Regions from separate parts of the Homo sapiens genome. Here region 1 is linked to region 2. A link is an interaction called in ENCODE POLR2A ChIA-PET data of the cell type or tissue named here. Cell type or tissue: PC-3. All regions are shown on one strand.

Evidence for each region. ChIA-PET counts read pairs that join two places held together with the same protein. Peaks named below come from ENCODE experiments on the same cell type or tissue, not always from the same donor. Only the 100,000 strongest peaks of a DNase experiment are listed, where the experiment ranks them.
Region 1: POLR2A ChIA-PET joins it to region 2 with 8 read pairs; 3 of 35 experiments call an interaction of 5 or more read pairs at or near these places.

What each region holds. Positions count from the first base shown.
Region 1 is chr19:18,210,550-18,214,549 of GRCh38, reverse strand. It overlaps PDE4C (phosphodiesterase 4C), which reads left to right. Exons shown (of 15, transcript NM_001098818.4): 13 at 1,060-1,182; 14 at 2,609-2,791; 15 at 3,274-4,000. The coding sequence ends at 3,621. Among named protein-coding and RNA genes, the nearest start is that of RAB3A, 8.5 kb to the right of the region's middle. In PC-3, no CTCF peak of the experiment used is centred here; no DNase peak of the experiment used is centred here.
Region 2 is chr19:18,484,808-18,488,807 of GRCh38, reverse strand. The region is part of intron 1 of ELL (elongation factor for RNA polymerase II); the gene reads left to right. Among named protein-coding and RNA genes, the nearest start is that of ELL, 35 kb to the left of the region's middle. RefSeq lists an enhancer at 2,756-3,341. In PC-3, CTCF peaks have their summits at 387 and 3,416; a DNase peak (open chromatin) is centred at 2,167; H3K27ac peaks cover 525 bases.

The DNA of each region.
Region 1 (4,000 bases), 270 kb after region 2:
CCCCTGTGGCTCCCATAGCCTCTGGACAATCTACCCCAGCTGCCAGAGGCCCTCAGTCTCTTCAATCTCACCTCCCTTTCTCTTGAGCTCACTTCTTCCAGCCACAGCCACCTCTTTTAGTTCCCTCCCATGTACCCAACTCTTCCAGCCCCTTTGCACAGAACTCATCCTCCCCACTGTCCTCAGGCACAAGTCACCCTAGCCCCTAACCAGCCCTGTGGGGTCACAGTTGGGGTTGGAGGAGGCCAGAAGGGTCAACAGAGGCATCCTAGAGGATGGGTTATTTTTTTTTTTTTTTTGAGACGGAGTCTTGCTCTGTCGCCCAGATCTGTTGCAGGATCTCGGCTCCCTGCAAGCTCCGCCTCTTGGGTTCATGCCATTCTCCTGCCTCAGCCTTCCGAGTAGCTGGGACTACCGGTGCCCACCACCATGCCAGGCTAACTTTTTGTATTTTTAGTAGAGACGGGGTTTCACCATGTTAGCCAGGATGGTCTCGATCTCCTGACCTCGTGATCCACCTGCCTCGGCCTCCCAAAGTGCTGGGATTACAGGCGTGAGCCACGGCGCCCAGCCTGAGGGTGGGTTATTTGAAAAGGGCTTTGAAGGATGAGTAGGAGTTGGGAAGCGGCATTCCAGGCAGAGGGAACAACGTGGCTAAAGATCTGGAGGCTGGATTGGTTCTAGGGTTTGCTGTGACTCAACGAATGCCTTCCGCCCCACCCACCCCACAGGTGGGTTTCATTGACTACAATGCCCACCCACTGTGGGAGACTCTGTCTGACAAGTCCCAGGCGCACAGATTTGATCACCTCCCCACTACACCCTGTCACACATGTGGAATTCATGGCCAACCCAGATGACCTCCCAAAAGGGGCCCCTGACTGAGCCCCTCTTTTGAGCAGAGTTTGCAGTGAATGCAGTTGCATCCTTCCATTTCACAGATGAGTATGCTGAGGCCCAGAGGGCTGAGTCTGAGCCAGAGTGGCATCTGGGAGTTGGGAGTGAGGGTTGGGGTGGGCAGGGTCCTCGCGCCTGTCACCTTCCCTTGCCTGCCCCCAGGTGCTGGCCACAGACATGTCCAAACACATGAACCTCCTGGCCGACCTCAAGACCATGGTGGAGACCAAGAAGGTGACAAGCCTCGGTGTCCTCCTCCTGGACAACTATTCCGACCGAATCCAGGTGTGTAGCTGGATGGGCACTGGGGCTTCCTTTTTAAATTTTGGTTTTACTTTATTTATTTATTTATGTATTTATTTATTTATTGAGACGGAGTCTCACTCTGTCGCCCAGGCTGGAGTGCAGTGGCGCCATCTTGGCTCAGTGCAAGCTCTGCCTCCCAGGTTCACGCCATTCTCCTGCCTCAGCCTCCCGAGTAGCTGGGATTACAGGTGCCCGGCACCGCGCCCAGCTAATTTTTTTTGTATTTTTAGTAGAGACGGGGTTTCACCATGGTCTCAATCTCCATGAGATTGAGATCCGCCCACCTCGGCCTCCCAAAGTGCTGGGATTACAGGCGTGAGCCACCGCGCCCGGCCGGTTTTACTTTAAAAACAACTTTAGCAGCCGGGCGCAGTGGCTCACGCCTATAATCCCAGCACTTTGGGAGGCCGAGGCAGGCAGATCATGAGGTCAGGAGTTCAAGACCAGTCTGGCCAAGATGGTGAAACCCCATCTCTACTAAAAATACAAAAATTAGCTGGGTGTGGTGGCGGGCGCCTGTAATCTCAGCTACTCGGGAGGCTGAGGCAGAGAATTGCTTGAACCTGGGAGGTAGAGGTTGCAGTGAGCCGAAATCACCCCACTGCACTCCAGCCTGGGTGACAAAGCAAGACTCCATCTCAAAAAAACAAGCCAAAACAAACAAACAAAAACAATTTTAGCCAGGTTTCTTACACATTTAGAGTGAAGGCTGGGCGCAGTGGCTCATGCCTGTAATCCCAGCACTTTGGGAGGCCAAGGTGTGAGGATTGCTTGAGGCCAGGAGTTAGAGGCTGCAGTGAGCTGTGATTGCACCATTGCACTCCAGCCTGGGCAACTGAGTGAGACCCTGTCTCTTAAAAAAAAAAAAAAAAAGCTGGGCTCAGTGGCTCACACCTGTAATCCCAGCACTTTGAGAGGCTGAGATGGGTGGATCGCTTGAGCTCAGGAGTTTGAGACCAGCCTGGGCAACACCCCGTCTCTACAAAAATACAAAAATTAGCCAGGCATGGTGGCGCATGCCTATAGTTCCAGTTACTCGGGAGGCTGGGCTGGGAGGATCATTTGAGCCTGGGAGGCAGAGGTTGCAGTGAGCCAAGATCTTGCCACTGCACTCCAGCCAGGGTCACAGCGTGAGACCCTAACTCATTAAAAAAAAAAAAATCGGAGAGGGCCTCCATTTTTGCAATTCTCATTTAGCTTCATTTATGAAGTGCCGACTGGATGCCAAACTTGAAGAAATGGCAAGAGTCACATGCCTGTGCCTTAACCATTTCTTCAGGTCTCAGGCCTCAGTTTCCCCACCTGTAAGATGAATGTGTCCATGGCACCAAGCCTGTCTGTGGAGGTGCCAGGTCTAGGTGTGGCTGGGCCCCGCCAGTGCCCTCCCAAGCCTCGATCTCTGTAGGTCTTGCAGAACCTGGTGCACTGTGCTGATCTGAGCAACCCCACCAAGCCGCTGCCCCTGTACCGCCAGTGGACGGACCGCATCATGGCCGAGTTCTTCCAGCAGGGAGACCGCGAGCGTGAGTCGGGCCTGGACATCAGTCCCATGTGTGACAAGCATACGGCCTCAGTGGAGAAGTCCCAGGTTGGCAGGGGACTGGGCTGAACCGGTAGACACTGGGAGGAAGTAAAAGGAGGGGCTGAGCCAACCCCACGAGCCCTGGTTTGGCCCTGGCTGGCTAGCCAGGGAGTGTGCCTGAAGGGTGCTGTCTGGGCCGAGTTAGACCTGGGATCCATTCTCTCTGGGCTTCAGGGAGAGGGACATGCACTTCTGGGGTTTGGAAACATCTGTTCTAGGTGACATGCGGGACCCTGGAGGGGCTTCCAGTCTGGGGGACACGTACATTCAGCCCTGTGGGGTTAGGGTTGGGGTTGGAGGAGGCCAGAAGGGTTAAGGGAGGCATTCTAGAGAATGAGTTATTTGAAAAGGGTTTTGAAGGATGAGCAGTTGTTGGGAAGCGGCATTCCAGGCAGAGGGAACAACTTGGCTAAAGATCTGGAGGCTGGATTGAGTCTAGGGTTCACTGTAACTCACCAAATGCCGACATGCCCCACCCCCCGCCACAGGTGGGTTTCATTGACTACATTGCTCACCCACTGTGGGAGACTTGGGCTGACCTGGTCCACCCAGATGCACAGGACCTGCTGGACACGCTGGAGGACAATCGAGAGTGGTACCAGAGCAAGATCCCCCGAAGTCCCTCAGACCTCACCAACCCCGAGCGGGACGGGCCTGACAGATTCCAGTTTGAACTGACTCTGGAGGAGGCAGAGGAAGAGGATGAGGAGGAAGAAGAGGAGGGGGAAGAGACAGCTTTAGCCAAAGAGGCCTTGGAGTTGCCTGACACTGAACTCCTGTCCCCTGAAGCCGGCCCAGACCCTGGGGACTTACCCCTCGACAACCAGAGGACTTAGGGCCAGCCCTGCGTGAACTGCAGGGGCAATGGATGGTAAAGCCCTTTGGCTCTTGGCAGGCAGACTTTCCAGGAAGAGGCTCCATGTGGCTCCTGCTTCACTTTCCCACCCATTTAGGGAGACAATCAAGCTCTTAGTTATAGGTGGCTCCCAGGGTCTAATTGGAGGCACCTGGCTGGGGTCCACTCTGACCCTAGACTTGCCTAAAAGAGCTCTCTAAGGGGCAGCCTCTTACGATGCCCTGGTGTCTTTCTCCTGGGCTTCTATCCCTGTGAGGAGAGGTGCTGTCTGCTGGAGCCTCTAGTCCACCCTCTCCAGTGGTCACTCTTGAGTCACATCTGTCACTTAATTATTTCCTTCTTTATCAAATATTTATTGC
Region 2 (4,000 bases):
CCTGCCACTTACTGAGCTGGTGGCCTTAAGCAAGGCACCTGGCTTCCCTGAGCCTCAGTCTCCTCCTTTGCTTAAAGTTGGCCCCCAAGATGCGCAGCCCTGTCCATAGAAGGTCCCTGTGATCAGGCTTTCCTTTGCTTGAAGTTGGCCCTCAAGATGCACAGCCCGGTCCATAGAAGGTCCCTGCGATCAGACTTTTGAGGGTGTGTGGGCGCTGAGCACCTGGCAGAGCATGTTCTGTTCTAGCCCCCGCCCCGTGGATGCTGGGAGCATGCAGCCCCTCCCTAGAGCCCTGGATCCTGAGCCCCAGGGCCTCCTGGGTACTCTGAGGTTTGGGGACTTGCCCTGGGCCAGCCCTGGCCAGCACATGCCCTGCTGGTCACAGGCTGCCTCTGCAGCTCCTATCCAGCTTGGCAGTGCCACGTGCTTCCTGCTGTGTGGTCTCCTTTTGGCTCTGTGGGAGCTGTGCTCTGGGTTCTATGCTGCTGGTGGGGAGGAGTCCAGTTTGGTGACATTTCTTGTCAGGCCGTTTGCTCTGAAGGACGGGCATCTTTCTGGGAAGAAGTCAGTTGGCGGATCTTGGTGTACGCTTACCCACGACCTAACCCAATAACAGGGCCGATCCTTTTGTGAGATAAGACCCAGGTGGAGAGGCGGGCTGGGACCTACCTCTCTCCCTGCTCACCTGCCGGGTGCCTTCAGGCATGTTTCTCAGGATGGGCCCACCAGGTGAGGATGTCCACACCATACCACACTGCTGAGGTTATTACTGGGCAGAGACCACGGTGGACACTTGCCAGCCTGGTTGTGGCCAGAGTGAGGTGGGGCCGGCAGGCACAGGGCTCCTGTCAGGGTAGGTTGGAGTCTGGTGGCTGGGACCACAGCTGGATGGGGCAGAGCAGGCCCTGCCAGCCAGGTTCTGAGCACAGCTCCTGAGTGTTCGGATTCTGAAAGTACAGATTGTACCGGGAAGGCTCTACTTTGTTTTTCTGGGTAATAGAAGATCCCGTTGTTCCGAAGGTAAGCACCTGGGCCTGTTAGAAGCCATGTGCTCAACTTTCAGGAGGATGAGGATCTGAAGGGACTGATTCATTCTCTCCAGAGGAACAACTTGGTGCTGTTGGTGATGAACCTGAGCATCAGGCAGCTGCACGGGTCCTCGTCCCAGAGATGTTCCTCAGTGGAAGATGCAGGCAGTGCTTATCTGGCCTGGGGCCTCCCTGAGGGGCTAGTGCAGCCTGGCCGTGGCCACATCAGGTTCTGTCTCTAAAGTTAAAAGTGGGCTGGTTTCATGCAGCTGCCTCTGTCAGACCCAGCAAGGTGGAGGATTTTCCTGAGACAGCACATTCAGGGATCTGTGCGCATCCTAAGCACTCAAGGTGGTTTATGGCCATGCTGAGGGCAACTGTCCCCCAAACCCAGCTGCTCCTCAAGCACGAAGGAAGACTGGGGCCTGGCTCTCGTGGCACCTCCTTGATGCCCACCTCAGGACACATATGTAACGCTTGCTCTGTCCTCACTGGGCCTGCCCATTTGAGGGGTGACCCTACTCTCTGGGGTGGTTGGATTGTCCAGATGTTCCCAGAAGCCTCTGGAGCCCTCAATGGGTTTTTATGGGGAATGCCAGCCCATATGGGCAATGGCTCAGAAGCAGTTACTCCTTTCTCAGGGGGTCTCCTGGTGGGGGGTAGCGGGGTCTGAGCAGCAGGGTCTACACGCACAGGGCCTTCTTTGTGTTCCTGAGTGATTAGGATTTACCCACTGCGTGGTGGTGGAAGCATCGGAGGTGTCAGCATGGCATGTAGCTGACGGTGGAGGCCAGCATCTTGGAAGGCTTTGGTTGGCTGCAGAGGCGCATGTGGGTGAGGTGGCAGGCAGGACCCGATGCCAACCTTTGTGGCTGGCAAGGTCACATCCCTGAGGTCCAGATGTGGCAGCTCCCAGGTTGCAGGTTCAAACTGGGAAGGGGACCTAAGAGCACCCTTGCAGTGAGTACTGGCTGGGGACCACGGGTCATGCCTTGAAGGGTGCCAGATTCTCTTGGCATCCTCTTATTTTTCTGTGATCTTTGCCTATCTTCTGGGACAGGGGTTTGGGTGCTTTGCAGAGGTTGCAGTGAGCAGACAATGAGATGAGGCGGTAAGAGCCGAGTCCGGTGCGGAGCTGTGAATCATCCAGGCGGCTGACGTGACACAGGGGCCCCGTGAAAGGGCGTGGTTTCTGCTTCAGAGACAGGCTCCCTTCTCAGAACCGCCTGGGTCTCTGAGGGCCTCAGGGGCAGCCTTGGTGAGTGTGGCCGACCACCGGAGGAGGAAGGACGGTCCTCCTGGGTCCTGAGTGTGTGCCTTGGTAGCTTGGCAAGCTGCCATCTCCTTCTGACCTGGGTCACATCCACAGTGGACACTCCCAGGACCGCACCCCCACTCTGGGTCACAGAGTACATCTTGGGTGGGTCTGTTGTACATAGACTGTTAGAAACGGGGCAGAGTGGCCTGAGGACGAGGTGCTCAGCAGCCTCTCTCTTCCTGCCCCTGTTGAGCCAGTGCCTGACACTGACCGCCCTTGGGGCCCTGAGCTAAGCTTCACACAGAAGCCCCTCCCCAGATTCCTTCCCAGGTTGCAGGGCTCCCACCCGAGGTGGAGCCCCCTCTGCAGGGCAGCCTGGGGGTGTTTGTGCTGTGGGGCTTGTTGCTTCCTGCCAAGGTCAGCAGGGGGTGGCTGTGCTCTCAGGGAGAAACAGTGGCTGAGGGGCTTCGTGATGCATCCAGGAGAGTGCCTTAACTGTTTTCATCCCCGTAGCTTGCTTTCTTTTTTTTTTTTTTGAGACAGAGTCTCGCTCTGTCGCCCAGGCTGGAGTGCAGTGGTGTGATCTTGGCTCACTGCCACCTCTGCCTCCTGGGTTCAAGCAATTCTCCTGCCTCAGCCTCCCAAATAGCTGGGACTATAGGCGTGTGCTACCACGCCCGGCTAATTTTTTGTATTTTTAGTAGAGATGGGGTTTCACCGTGTTAACCAGGATGGTCTCAATCTCCTGACCTCGTGATCCGCTCGTCTTGGCTCTCAAAGTGCTGGGATTACAGGTGTGAGCCACCGCGCCCGGCCCATCCCCGTAGCTTTCCCAGTGACTGTGAATGTGGCACGAATTTGGGCAAGGGATACCCTCTGCCTCCAACCACCAGGCCTCATGGGGCACCCTGGGCTGGGCCTGAATCTCGCCTCTAAGATGAGCCTTAGAGTTGGGGGCCAGACCTGGTCTCCCTGGTCTCCCTGGTCTCCCTGGCCCTGGGAGGAGATGGGCTCCCATAGTGGAGTGTTAGCTGTTTTCAGGGGAGAGGTGGAGGCAGCTGGAAAGCTTGGGTGCACTGGGGCTCGGCAGAAGGGGCCAGTCTGCTCTGTGGTGAGGCTGAGGACGGGTGGCCTTGGGAGTGTGGCAGAGAGGAGGCGCTCTAATAGCAGTTGAGCTTGGAAGGCCCAAAAGTGAGGTGGCCCTACAGACTGACAGGTCGAAGGCACACACATGGCCTTGTCTGCAGGGGAGTTGAGATGGAGGCCTGGAGGGGCCTCCTGGGGAGAGGAGAGCCCATGGGCCGCTTCTGCTGGGCTCCAAATAGTCCCATGGAGGTGAATGGGGTTTGGGACCTCCTAGCTGCCTGAGCAGGAAGCACAGTGGCAAGGCAGAGCTGCATTCTCAGGGACCCAACCCCCACAGAGGCCTGGCCTGGGCTCTGATGAGGGGATGGCCCATGTCAGGCCCTAGAGCGTTCTCATTCACCTCAGAAACGTCAGGAACCCAGGGCTAGGAGAGGCCCATGCTGTGCCCTGGAGGACCCCAGTGACCTAGGTCAGTCCCTTAGCTTCTTCCATTGTCAGATGTGATCAGATCATGGTCACTGTTGTCTGGGGGAAAGCAGTTGTTATCTGGCACCGCAGACCATGGGCAGAAGGCAGGTTTGGTGAGAGGGCAGTTTCTCGAAGGCCTTCCGTTCAAAATTCCTAGGTC